2 separate regions of the Homo sapiens genome follow, and region 1 is linked to region 2. Evidence: chromatin contacts called from ENCODE Hi-C or POLR2A ChIA-PET data. All regions are on one chromosome and are shown on one strand. Each heading gives the region's core, a stretch centred on a gene start or an enhancer-like site at or near the end of the contact. The rest is flanking DNA. Distances are from core to core; before and after follow the strand shown. Region 1 holds the start of MCOLN3 (mucolipin TRP cation channel 3). Region 2 holds the start of ZNHIT6 (zinc finger HIT-type containing 6).

What was found. A loop is a pair of places that touch in the nucleus more often than their neighbours do. ChIA-PET counts read pairs that join two places held with the same protein, here RNA polymerase II (POLR2A). Pooled maps may share reads with other maps.
Region 1: a loop to region 2 is called in a pooled map, with 2.7 times the contacts of the local background. The contact joins the promoter of MCOLN3 here to the promoter of ZNHIT6 in region 2. A Hi-C loop is called at or near these places in 2 of 50 pooled maps. POLR2A ChIA-PET finds 5 or more read pairs at or near these places in 2 of 52 experiments (AG04450 and activated T-cell).

Annotation. Positions count from the first base shown.
Region 1 is chr1:85,047,100-85,053,860 of GRCh38, forward strand. MCOLN3 (mucolipin TRP cation channel 3) reads right to left here and starts at 1,401. Exons shown (of 13, transcript NM_018298.11): 1 at 1,297-1,401. RefSeq lists silencers at 883-1,632, 1,663-1,802.
Region 2 is chr1:85,707,183-85,713,384 of GRCh38, forward strand. ZNHIT6 (zinc finger HIT-type containing 6) reads right to left here and starts at 1,251. Exons shown (of 10, transcript NM_017953.4): 1 at 447-1,251. The coding sequence starts at 1,102. RefSeq lists enhancers at 508-1,341, 1,044-1,403, 1,342-2,174.

The DNA of each region.
Region 1 (6,761 bases), core at 151-2,650, 660 kb before region 2:
AAGCTGTTAATAAGCATGTTGGTGAGTTGTATATTGACACTAAGCGCTTTCCACTTTGATACAGGGAAAATTAAATTTTAAACAAACTAGCCACACACCATGTACAGTAATCCACAGGAACAAAGAGAAAACAAGCCAACCAGCATATATTCAGCACATCACAACGAGTTGTCCCGGTAGACATTTCATTCACCAGGACCAGATGCTGACCTTGGAAAAGTCAGGTTTACCCAGTCTGAAAAGCCCTTCCGAGGGTGCACTTTTAAAAACTGCAAACTGTCGGGAACCCCAGCAGCTGAAGGAGGTATTCGCAGCCAGCCACCCTTGACATTCACCCGGAGCGCCGGCGCGGGAGGCAGGGTGGGCGAAGGACCCCATCAGGAGAGGCTACCCGACGAAGGGGCCATCCGGAGAGGCTACCGAAGTATCTATCAGGCATGCTCTTAGAAGGAGCAAACGGACACACACAGGTTACCTGTTCCTGGCGGGCAGAGGCTTGATTGGAGTAAGCTGTAGAAAATTGGAGAAAGCCCGGGAGTGTATAAATAGCAAAGGCCTCCCAGTTGGCGACAAAGTTATGCAACCTCGTTTTTTCAGAAGCGCTTTCCCACTTCACCAGACACAAAACTTTAGTCTCTCCAGTCTTCTTTTTTTTTCAAACAAACAAACAACAAGGGTTGACACTTTTGTTGGGTAGTGTGTGCGAGAAAGATCTGCAGGGTTGCAGCGATGTCCCAGAGCGGTCGCTGCCATCCCCGGGCACTGCCGTGGAGCTCAGACGGCCGCAGCCCGGCTGGCGGCTGCTTTCAGCCAGCGCAGCGACCCGGGCCTGAGCCCCCACTTCCAGCCGCCCCCACCTCTAACAGGGGGACAGTCCGCCTTGAAAGGGGCCAGCCGAGCCGCGTCAAGGCCATCTGGAGCCCCGGCCGGCATCCAAGCCTTCCAGCCCAGGGGCTCCGGGCGGGGGTGGCTTCCAGCCCTCTGAGCCCTGGCCACAGGTGGGCGGCGGCCTGGAGGGGGACCGAGGAGCAGAGCACCCCCACCCGCCCAGCCCCGGGCAGGCCCGGCAGGCGCGCTCCTCCACTGACCTGCGGGCGGCTTGGGGGCGGCGCGGAACAGCTGCATCTCGCGCCCAGCTCCAGCCCGCCTGCCCTCCATGGCGCCGACTGCCCGGCCCGGCCTTCCCGCGGCGTCCCCGACAGCTCGCTGCCTCCCGGCCTCCCCGGCCCTCCCTGTGCGCCGCGGGCGCCGTTCCCGCGACACCCGACGCCCCGGGGCAGCGCCCCGCGGGCTCACCTGGGGGACAGCGGGGAGCGGCCGCAGCTCCGGTGTCCGCGGCGAGGGCGCAGGGCGAGTCAGCGAGCGACTCCAGCAGCCTCGAGCCCCGCTCCGCCCAGAGTCAGACGGGAGGAGAGCGCCCCGTCCGCCGCCCGCGCATCCTCCCGCCCCCGCCGCTTTAACTCGTGACCCTACTCCCGGCTCGGGTTCCCGCCGCGCCCTGTCGGGGGCCGCTTTTCAGGAGCACAGGTGGGACGCAGGAGGCCGTCCGGAGGAAGCCGGCGTTGTGCCCGTTCCCTGCCACCCCCACCCTATCACTCCCTTCATTTTCTCCCTGAGCAACCCGCACCGCCCTGCTCGGGTTTGCCAGGTTTGCTCCGGAGCTGCCGCCGGCGCCGGGGGGCCACCCCCTCCTGGCCAAGGCCCCTCAGGTGGTTGCCGGGCTCCGCGGGTGCGGGATCTATAGCGCCTAGCTCCGGTGAGTGTGAGGCCCCGCTGCAGCCTCCCATTCTGATTTTTGCATACAAGGTGAAATCTTGAATGTCTTAGCGTTTCAAGCCTGAACCTTGTTCCCTCCCTGGGTCTTCTAGTTTCAGACAAGTGCTGTGAAATGAGTGGACAGTCGACTAGACTCTTCTGTAGATTGGCGGCTGGGGCAGAAAGAGCCCTGGGAAACTTTTCCAAGAAATGTAAATAGAAATACCTGAAGTAGACTTTGAACCGTAATCTTTTTCTTCATAAATTATCTGTAAATATTAAACCTAATACCCCTTATCAGGATTGGATCAGGAACTTTGGTTAATTTTAATTATAATTACTTTGGATGTGTTCTGATTTTTAATTTTTACTTATTTTTTTTTTTTGGCCACGGGTAAATTTGTAAAGGTCACTGAATTTCCCTACTAGGGTATTCCTGAAATTAGATCGATACCTAGCAAACCTTTTATAAAACCTGTTTTCAAATCCTAAACCAGTATGCATGGATTACTAATAAATTTTTGCAACAGGGTACAAGAATTTTATGCTGTTCCTCAACCTGGATCCCACATACTGTGAACAAGGTAGATACCCAGAAAGGATATAATTGGCACAGTCAATTCTCAAGTGCAATTTGGAAAATATAATGTAATCTTTAATCCCCATATGCCTACACACGATGTAACGCTATCTCCTTACTTGATGGTAAGAGTTTGAAATGCTTGATTGTTCAGGAACAATCTGAACTTTGAAGAGGTTCACAGTCATAAATGATGGCACTTGCTTAACCCTCGTTTTAGCTGAGTTATAAGGACCGGTGAATAGATAAAGCCAGGTTTTGGAGTCAGACAGATGAGGGCCCAAATTCCCTTCTGTGCCACTTATTGGTCTCTAGGGAGTTACTTACCTTCTCTGAACCCCTTTTCTTTTTTATGTGCAATCTGTGAAGTTAGCCGAGAGAAAGGACGAGAGAGAGAGAGAGAGAGGGAGAGAGAGACCGAGAGAGACCGAGACCCAAGTTCAGGCAAGCCTTTATTCAACCTGCCGGCTGCTCCATTACAGACAGAGGAGGCAGCCCTGAGCTTACAAAATGAGGGTTTTATGTGGGGGAGAGAGACCCTGGAGTTGTTTGTTGGTTAACTCTGCCACATATCACCTTGTGACGTTTATGGTACCGGAGGGTGTAGGTAAAGTTTGTTTATACTTCCCACGACCTCCCACTGTGCAGTCCGGATGGTTTGTAATTGGGTTTGCTTTATAGCAGCAAGACCTGATAGGTAAAAGTCTCCTGGCTTCACCGCGGTGCCTAGATAGGGGCTTAGAAATGTAAAAAGGTTTGGGGGAAGAGGAGGGGTGGTACGGAGAGGTTTGCGGGGGTGGGGGGCGGGGGTGTTGGCAGTACCAAGAAGCTTTTTTGGGGTAGCTTGTCCCTAACACAATCTAGCTAATAAAAGGAATGGTGATTTTTAATTAATATGATACATGTAAAGCACCCATTACTATATGAGGCATATGTGATGTGCTTATAAATGCTGATTCCCCCTTTTATTTGGAAAACTTAATGAAAATATCAACCATGTTCATAAATTACAAGACTCAGTATTATTAAGATGTCAGTTTTCACCAAGTTCATTTATAGATTCAACCCAATCTCAATGAAAATTCTAGCAAACTGTTTTGTAGAAATTGACAACCTGATTCTAAAATTCCTATGGAAGCAAATGCAAAGAATCCAGAATAACCAAAGCAATTTTTTAAAAGAAAGATAAAACTGGAGGATTTATCCTACCTATATCTATAAAGCTATTTAAGCTAAACAACTTGGTACTGGTGAAGACAGACATATAGACTACACATAGGCAATGGAACAAAATAGAATCCAGAAATAGATTCACACATATATGGTCAATTGATTTCTGACAAAGATGTTAAAACAATGTAAAGGGGAATATTAAACCTTAACAATCAACATAATGATGTTACTGGCTTAAAGGAATATATTGAAACCAAATCAAAAGAAAGACAGGAAACGCTGACATCAAAGGTTTACATAAACATTCCTGGAAAGCAAGAGAGGAGTGCATAAAAGAGAAGCGGTAAAGATCTTATCAGTCAATCTTGCTTTTAACTTTTACAATGTTATAAGTTTGTGTTTCTGGACTTGTCAGTGAGTCATTCTTGTAAATAAACATCAATACATTTATAGTCATAGAATACATTTGTTTTTGTTTTTGTTTTTTGAAACAGGGTCTAGCTCTATTGCCCAGGCTGGAGTACAGTTGCTCGATCTCAGCTCACTGCAACCTCTGCGTCCCGGGCTCAAGTGATTCTCCTGCCTCAGCCTCCCGAGTAGCTGGGATTACAGGCACATGCCACCATGCCCACCTAATTTTTGTATTTTTAGTAGAGATGCAGTTTCACCATGTTGGCCAGGCTGGTCTTGAACTCCTGACCTTAGGTGATCCACCCACGTCGGCCTCCCGAAGTGCTGGGATTATAGGCATGAGCCACCCCACCTGGCCTCAACATATGTTTCTATGTAATGCTTTTGTTGTTGCTAGAATATCCAAATGGTATCTTACTATTATAACACATTTTGGTGGACGACTGACTACGTATACAACACTTCTCATAAGATTATAACAGAGTTGAAAAACTCCTATCACCTAGTGATGTAATAATGTCACCGCAATAACGTTGTAGAGCAATGCGTTATCCACCTATTTGTGGGGATGCTGGTGTAAATAAACTACTACTGCACTGCCAGTCTATAAAAGTGTAGAACATACAGTTATGTGCAGTACATAATACTTGACAATGATAATAAGCAACCATGTGATTGGCTTACATATTTACTATACTATTATCATTATTTTAGAGTATACTTCTGCTTGAAAAAAAAAAGCCAGCTGTCAAATAGCCTCAGGATGATTTCCAGAAGAAGATTGTGTTATCATAGGAGATGACACTTCCATGCCTGTTATTACCCCTGGACATCTTCCAGTGAGATAAGATGTGGAGGTAGAAGACAGTGATATTGTTAATCCTGACCTTGTGTAAGCCTATGCTAATGTCTGTGTTTTTGTCTTAGTTTTTAACAAAAAAAAGTTTTAAAACATTGAAAAATAGAAAGAAGCTTGTAGAATAAGGATATAAATAAAATATTTTTGTATAGCTGTACAATATGTTTGTGTTTTAAGCTGTGTTATTACAAAAGAAAGTTTACTCATTTTAAAAGTTTGGCCAGGCACGGTGGCTCACGCCTGTAATCCCAGCACTTTGGGAGGCCAAGGTGGGTGGATCACAAGGTCAGGAGTTCAAGACCAGCCTGGCCAATATGGCGAAACCCTGTCTCTACTAAAAATACAAAAATTAGCCGGGCTTGGTGGTGGGTGCCTGTAGTTCCAGCTACTCTGGAGGCTGAGGCAGGAGAATCACTTGAACCCAGGAGGCGGAGGTTGCAGTGAGCCAAGATTGCACCACTGTACTCCAACCTGGGTGACAGAGGGAGACTCCGTCTCAAACAAAAATAAAATAAAAATAAAATAAATAAAAGTTCATACCATTTCCATTGTGCAATGAAAAATAAATAAATGAATAAATAATTTAAAATTTTAGGCCAGGAGAGGTGGCTTATCCCTGTTTATCCCAGCACTTGAGAGGCCAAGGTGGGAGGCCTGCTTGAGTCCAGGAGATCGAGACCAGCCTGAGCAACATTGGGAGACCCCATCTCTACAAAAATTTTTAAAAATATCCAAGGATGATGGCATGTGCCTGTAGTCCCAGCTACTCTGGAGGCTGAGGTGGGAGAATCACTGTGTCCAGGAGGTCGAGGCTGCAGTGAGCCATGATTGTGCCACTGCACTCTAGCCTGGGCGACAGAGCAAGACCCTGTCTCAAAAATAAAAAGTTTATAAAGTAAAAAACTTACAGTAAGCTAACATTAATTTATTATTAAAGGAAGAAAAATGTTTAAAATAAATTTAGTGTAGTCTAAGTGTACATGTTTATAATTTATGGTAGTGTACAGTAATGACCTAGGCCTTCACGTTCACTCACTGCTTACCTACTGACTCACCCAGAGCAACTTCCACTCCTGCAAGCTTCATTCATGGTAAGTCTCCTATACAGGTGTACCATTTTTAATCTTTTTTTTTTTTTTTTTGAGACAGAGTCTCGCTCTGTTGCCCACGCTGGAGTGCAGTGGCACGATCTCAGCTCTGCAAGCTCCGCCTCCCAGGTTCACGCCATTCTCCTGCCTCAGCCTCCCAAGTAGCTGGGATTACAGCCACCTGCCACCACGCCTGGCTAATTTTTTGTATTTTTAGTAGAGACGGGGTTTCACCGTGTTAGCCAGGATGGTCTTGATCTCCTGACCTTGTGATCCACCCGTCTCAGCCTCCCAAAGTGCTGGGATTACAGGCGTGAGCCACCGCGCCCGGCCCCCATTTTTAATCTTTTATATCATATTTTGACTGTACCTTTTCTATATTTAGATATGTTTACATACACAAATACTAAACACTGTGTTCCAGATGCCTACAGTATTCAGTAAGGTAGCATGCTGTACAGGTTTGTAGCCTGGGAATAATAGGCTACGCTATATAGCCTCGGTGTATAGAAAGCTATCCCATCTACGTTTGTGTAAGTACACTCTATGATGTTCATACAACGACAAAATTACCTAACAATGCACTTGTTACGACATATCCCCATCATTAAGCTATGCATAACTGTATTTGAATACCCAATCTTGTTTTCTGCATTTTCCATAGTTTGAATATTCACTGAAGGGTTTAGTTCTTTGTAAAACAAAATATTTTTTTTGTTAAAAAAGTAAACGAGCTTATATAAAGCAACAGATACCCCAACGTCCAATCTGATAATACTTTGGAAGCACGTTTAACAAGTGAACTGACATGAAGTGCAAAATGAGAGAAATTTTCTCTCATCTGGAATATCTGTCACAAAGCAAAGATGAAATCTATCAGATAAGGAAATTGTTT
Region 2 (6,202 bases), core at 1-2,500:
ATATTCACAGCACCCATGAAGAAGCTTGATAATTGAGGTCAAGTGTATTTTTGCCTAGTTTTAACTTAATCTACTTTGTCATTGTTAGTTTTATTAGACTTTCTCATCTCTATTCTCTCTCAAAGGAATACCGAGTAAAGAGCATATTAAGTCAAGCCAGATCCAGTTCCAACTGATCTTTTGGTCCCCAGAATTTCCACTTTCCTAACTTGACCATTACCCATTGGACACTACTAATTTCATGTATTTTCACTGAATTTGTTGTGTTGTCATGTACAACACCCTCCACTTCCCAACCCACCCCCGCGAACGCCGTCTGACTCCAGAAACCCAAACTTGTGCTCATTTTTCATTATTCCACCTTCTCCTGATAGTGTGGTTTCCTTCACTCTAGACATGAGGACTCCACAGCTTTATTCCCCTAAATGGAATCCCCCATGCCCTACCTTGACATGGCCAGTTTCCGCTTGCAGCCCACCGGGTGATTTATCGGAGGCTCTTCTTTCACCTTTGTATCATCCACGATTTCTTTCTTCAGGAAATCCTTCTCTTCTTTTACACACTCTCCATGCATCAATTCCTCTTTTATGCATTGACCAACAAACTTCTCCTCCTGTTTTATCTCCAAGTTATCCTTCTCTTCCTTCACTTCTGACCAGTCCATTACCTCTTCCTTTACCTTCTCTTCCTTTACCTCTGGTTCACCCACCTTCGCTTCTTTTACCACTAAACTACTATCCGTCTCCTGCTTCACCTCCAATACGCCTGCGTTCTCATCCTTCACCTCAGGCCTATCCTCCACCTCCTGTTCTACCCACTGGCCAGCCAACCTGCCTTCTGTACCTGGCCAGTCTATAATTTCCTGCTTCACTACCGTTAGGTCCATCGGTATTTCCTCTGGCCTTTGTCCACTTCCTTCCTCTCCATCCCCTATCTCCTTTATCCCTGTCAGCCCTGTCCCCTCCTCTCCGCCGCCGAACTCCTCCGCCCCTGCTAAGTCCCTTACTCCCTCCCTGCCAGGCTCTGGACTTAGCCGCACCCCCTCAGCTACGCTGTGGAGACCTCCCCCAGACTTCCCTTCATTTTCAGCAGCAAACTCCATCAACTCACGATCCTTGGCCTCTGCTGCCACTCTATCCTTCAATGTGGCTGCTGCACACCAATAGGAGGAATTACCGGTCGGAATACCTACGGCGGCCCACGTGTGGAGCCAAGCAGCCACAAACCCGGAATAGCCTGCTTGACGCGACTGCTCGAATCGCCGTAAAGCTACGCTTTTGCGCCTCGCCCCTTCACGACTTGTAGAGCTCTTTACGGCTCTGCGGAGGCCCTGCCGGATTCTCTGGGCGAACAAGCGTAACTGCGTGACTTGCCCGCTGGGGTTCTCGTCTCCTTCCTGGTTTCCACCACCCTCTTCCCTTAGAGAAGCCTCCTGGGCCACTCCCTGGGCCACCCTCCACGCCCTGCTGGGTGTAAAGAGTGTAGGAGACCGGCAGAGGGAGAGAAGCGAAACCCTTACACTCTGGAAGTGGGAAAACCCACCCTAATCTGTGTTAACCATTAAATCCAATCTTGCATGAAAATGGAGGACACACCTGATGTTATTAGGCCTTTCCAAGCTTTAGTTTCTTAAAGCTATAAACTAGGGACCATGGTATTATTAATATAAATCTCCCAGTGTCATTGCAAAGATTATATGAGATCATGCATGGAAATCAACTAGCAGTGACGGACACAAACTCGATATATAACTGGGAATCCTGATGGGCTTCAAACCGCCTGGTTTCCACCACCCCCTTCCCTTAGGGAAGCCTCCTGGGCCACACCCTAGGCCACCCTCCACGCCCTACTGGGTGTAAACAGTGGAGGAGACCGGCAGAGGGAGAGAAGCGAAACCCTTACACTCTGGAAATGGGAAAACCCACCCTTATCTGTGTTAACCATTAAATCCAATCTTGTATGAAAAAGGACACACCTGATGTTACACCTTTGCAAGCTTTAGTTTCTTGAAGCTATAAACTAGGGAGCATGGTATTATTAATATAAATCTCCCAGTGTCATTGCGAAGATAATATGAGATCATGCATAGGAATCAACTGTCAGTGACAGACACAAACTCAGTGTATAACTGGGAATCATGATGGGTTTCAAGTAGGAAAGAGGGCATTAATTTTTCTTTCCATTCTTTCTAAGTAACAGCCTGCGTCAGGCTATTCCCCATTCCCAGCATTCTGCAGGATTCTCTCAGAGAACATCATAAATATATTAGGCGAAAGTGCCTAATGCCCGGTATTGCTGAATAACATTGCATTGTATGAATGTGGCACGTTTTTTCATGCATGTACCAGTTGGTGGGCATTTGGCTTGTTTCCAGTTTGGGCTATTACGAATAATTCTGCTTCCACATTCATATGCAAGTCTTTGTGTGGACATGTTTACATTTCCCGTTAAGTAAATAACTAGGAGTGGAATTGCTGGGCCATATAAATTTATGTTAATTTTTAAAGAAATGCCCAAACTGTTTTCCAAAGTAGCTATACCATTTTACATTCCTACTGGCTGAGGGTTCCTATTTCTCTACATCCCGGCCAATTCTTAGTATTATCAGTTATTTGATTATAGATGTGTAGGGGTACGTCATTGAGAATTTACATTTCTTTAATGACTAATGATGTTGAACATCTTTTCATCTGCCAACTGGCCATTTGGATATTTTCTTTAATGAAATGTTTATTCAGATCTTTTGCCCATTTTTAATTGACGTCTTTTATTATCAAATTGTAGTAGTTCTTCATATATTATGGATATAGGTTTGTGGTAGACAAGCACCAGTATGTTCCCCAGTGATTCTCCACCCCCACAGTGTTCAGACCAATGTGTAGACTGCTCCTGCATCATCCCAGGATTGGTCTGTGTCACTGATAGCATACAGCAGAAGTAATACGTTACCTCTAAGATTAGGTTTGGAGAAAGGCTGTGGTTTCTGCCTTAGGCTCTTGCTTTTTTGGTCTCCTTCCTAGATCATTCACTCTGGGGGAAGCAAGCTGCCAGGTTGTGAGTACCAAGAGGCCCATGTGGTAGTGGGCCGAAGTTACTGGCTCTTACAGGCTGAATTGTGTCCCCTCAAATTCGTGTGTTAAATCCGTAACACCCAGTACCTTAGACTGTGAGTATATTTGGAGATAGGACCTTTAAAGGTGATTTCGTTAAAATGAGACCATTAAGGTCGGCCCTAATCCAATCTGACTGATATCTTTATAAGAAGAGGAAATTTGGACACAAAAAGAGACACGAGGGATGCCTGCAGAGAGAAAAGACTATACGATGATACAGTGAGGTGGCCACCTGCATGCCAGCGAGAGAGGCCTCAGAAAAAAACAAGACTGGTGACAACTTATTTTGGAGTTCTAGCGTCTAGAACTGTGAGAAAATAAATTTAAGTCACTCAGTCTATGCTAGTTCATTATAGTGGCCTTGGCAAACGAATGCACTGGCCAACAATCAGCAAGGAATTTCAGCCTGTCAATAGCATATGAATGTGTTTGGAGGAAGATTCTCTAGTCTTAGTCCAGCTTTACATGACTGCGGCTCTGGCCAACAACTGAACCCAGATTCCGGACACTCAGAAATTGTGGGAGGGGATAAATGTTTCTTGTTTTAAACTGCCAAATTTCTGGATAATTGATACAAAGCAATGCATAATTAATACCAATTCCTTGTATGGTTCGCAAATATTTTCTCCCAGTTTGTGGCTTTTCCTTTTCTTAGTTGTATCTTTAAAAGAGCAAAAATTTTACACTTCAATTAAATCCAGTTTATCAATTTTTATTTTTATTTTTTGTGATGGAGTCTCGCTCTTGTCACCCAGGCTGGAGTGCAATGGCGGGATCTCTGCTCACTGCAACCTCCGCCTTCTGGGTTCAAGTGATTCTCCTGCCTCAGCCTCCCGAGTAGCTGGGACTACAGGCAGGTGCCACCACACCTGACTAATTATTTTTGTATTTTTATTAGAGATGGAGTTTCACCATGTTGGCCAGGCTGGTCTCGAACTCCTGACCTCAGGTAATCCACCCACCTCCCAAAGTGCTGGGATTACAGGAGTGAGCCACTGCACCCAGCCTCTCAATTTTTAAATGAATGGTGCTTTTTGTGTCACACTAATAACTTTTTGCCTAGCCCAAGGTTGCAAAGAGATATTTCTCCTATATTTTCTAGAAGTTTTATAGTTTTAGCTTTTACATTTAGGTCTGTGATCCATTTTGAGTTGGCTTTTGTATCTAGAGTCATCCCTCTGTTTCTGTGGGGATTGGTTCCAGGACCACCACAGATCTGAGAACGCTCAAGTCCTACAATCTGCCATCTGCATCCATGGTTCCACATCTGTAGGTTCCACCAGCTGTGGAAATTTGATCCATGGTTGGTGGAACCCACATGTGGCAGAACTAAGGATATCATCCATAAGGTGGACAAGGTAATGGTTTAAGTTTCTTTTTTTTAATATGGATATCTTATTGTCCAAGCACCAGTTGTTGAAGCCTATTCTTTTTCCTTGAATTGCCTTGATATTTAAAAAAATCAATTGACCACAAAGATAAAGATTTATTTCTGGACCTTATATTCTGTTTTACTGATCTATATGTCTATCCTTACACAAATACCATACTCTATTATAACTTTATAGTAAGTCCAACTTTCTTTTCTTTTGAAAATTGTGTTGGCTATTCTTGGTTGTTTGCATCTCTGTGTATTTAGTGCCAGCTTGTCAATTTCTACAAAAGAACTTGTGGGATTTTCATAGGGATTGTGTGGAATATATAGATAAGTGAGGGGAGGATTGTCATCTTAACAACATTGTGTCTTATCCATGAAAACGGAATGCCATCCATTTATTTATATTGTCTTTAACTTCACTTAACAATGCTTTGTAGTTTTCAGTGTACAAGTTTTTACATATCTTTTGCTAAATTTATTCCTAAGCATTTTATTCTTGATGTGGTTTTTGTTTTTTTTTAAATTGACACAGGGTCTCCCTCTGTCACCCAGGCTGGAGTACAGTGGCAAAATCATGGCTCACTGCAGCCTCGACCTCCTGAGTTGAAGCTATTCTCCCACCTCAACCTCCCAAGTAGCTGGGACCACAGGCGCATGCCACCATGCCCAGCTAAATTTTTTTTGGTATTTTTTGTAGAGATGGGGTTTTGCCATGTTGCCCAGGATGGTCTCAAACTCCTGGGCTCAAGGGATCCGCCCACCTCAGCTTCTCAAAGTGCTGAAATTACAGGCGTGAGCCACCACACCTGGCCTTGATGTGATTTTGAATGAAATTACTCATTTAATTTCATTTTGGATTTTTCATTGCTAGGTTGCAGAAATACAATTGATTTTTGTATTTTGATTTCATATCCTGCAACCTTAATAAACTCAAATGTTTTATAATATCTCTATATAATTGTATTCAATTAACTTACATTTTGTTTAGGAGTTTTCGTCTATGAAGGATGTTTATTTATCTGTAGTTCTTTTTTCTTGTAATGTTAGGTTTTGTTATCAGAGTTTTCTGCATACCTTTTAACTTTTATGTTTCCCATCTCTTTATTGCTTCCAGATACTTTCTGGGAGAGTTCCCCAAGTAATTTCTACCTTACTATTTTGGTATTTGATGGTATGCAATCTGTTAGTCAACCTATCCACTAAGCTCATTTCAGTCACTATGTTTTTCATAACCATTGTCTGTAGCTTATTTTGCTTCATATTTCTAATATCCCTTTTTATCTCTCTGAAGGTAGTCCTTTAACTCGTTTTATTTATTTATTTTTTTGAGATGGAGTCTCGCTCTGGTTGTCCAGTCTGGAGGGCAATGGTGCTATCTTGGCTCACTGCAACCTCCGCCTCCCAGGTTCAAGTGATTCTCCTGCCTCAGCCTCCCCAGTAGCTGGGATTACAGGTGCCCACCACCATACCCAGATAATTTTTGTATTTTTAGTAGAGACAGGGTTTTGCCATATTAGCCAGGCTGGTGTTGAACTCCTGACCTCAGGTGATCCACCCACCTTGGCCTCCCAAAGTGCTGGGATTACAGGCGTGAGCCACCATGCCCGACTTTTGACTCTTTTAAAAATCTTCAGTTTTTTGTCCATTAATTCTGTCCCTCCAGTATAAATTATCCAGCTTAAAAAAATCTTTTAGAATTACAGTCCAGATT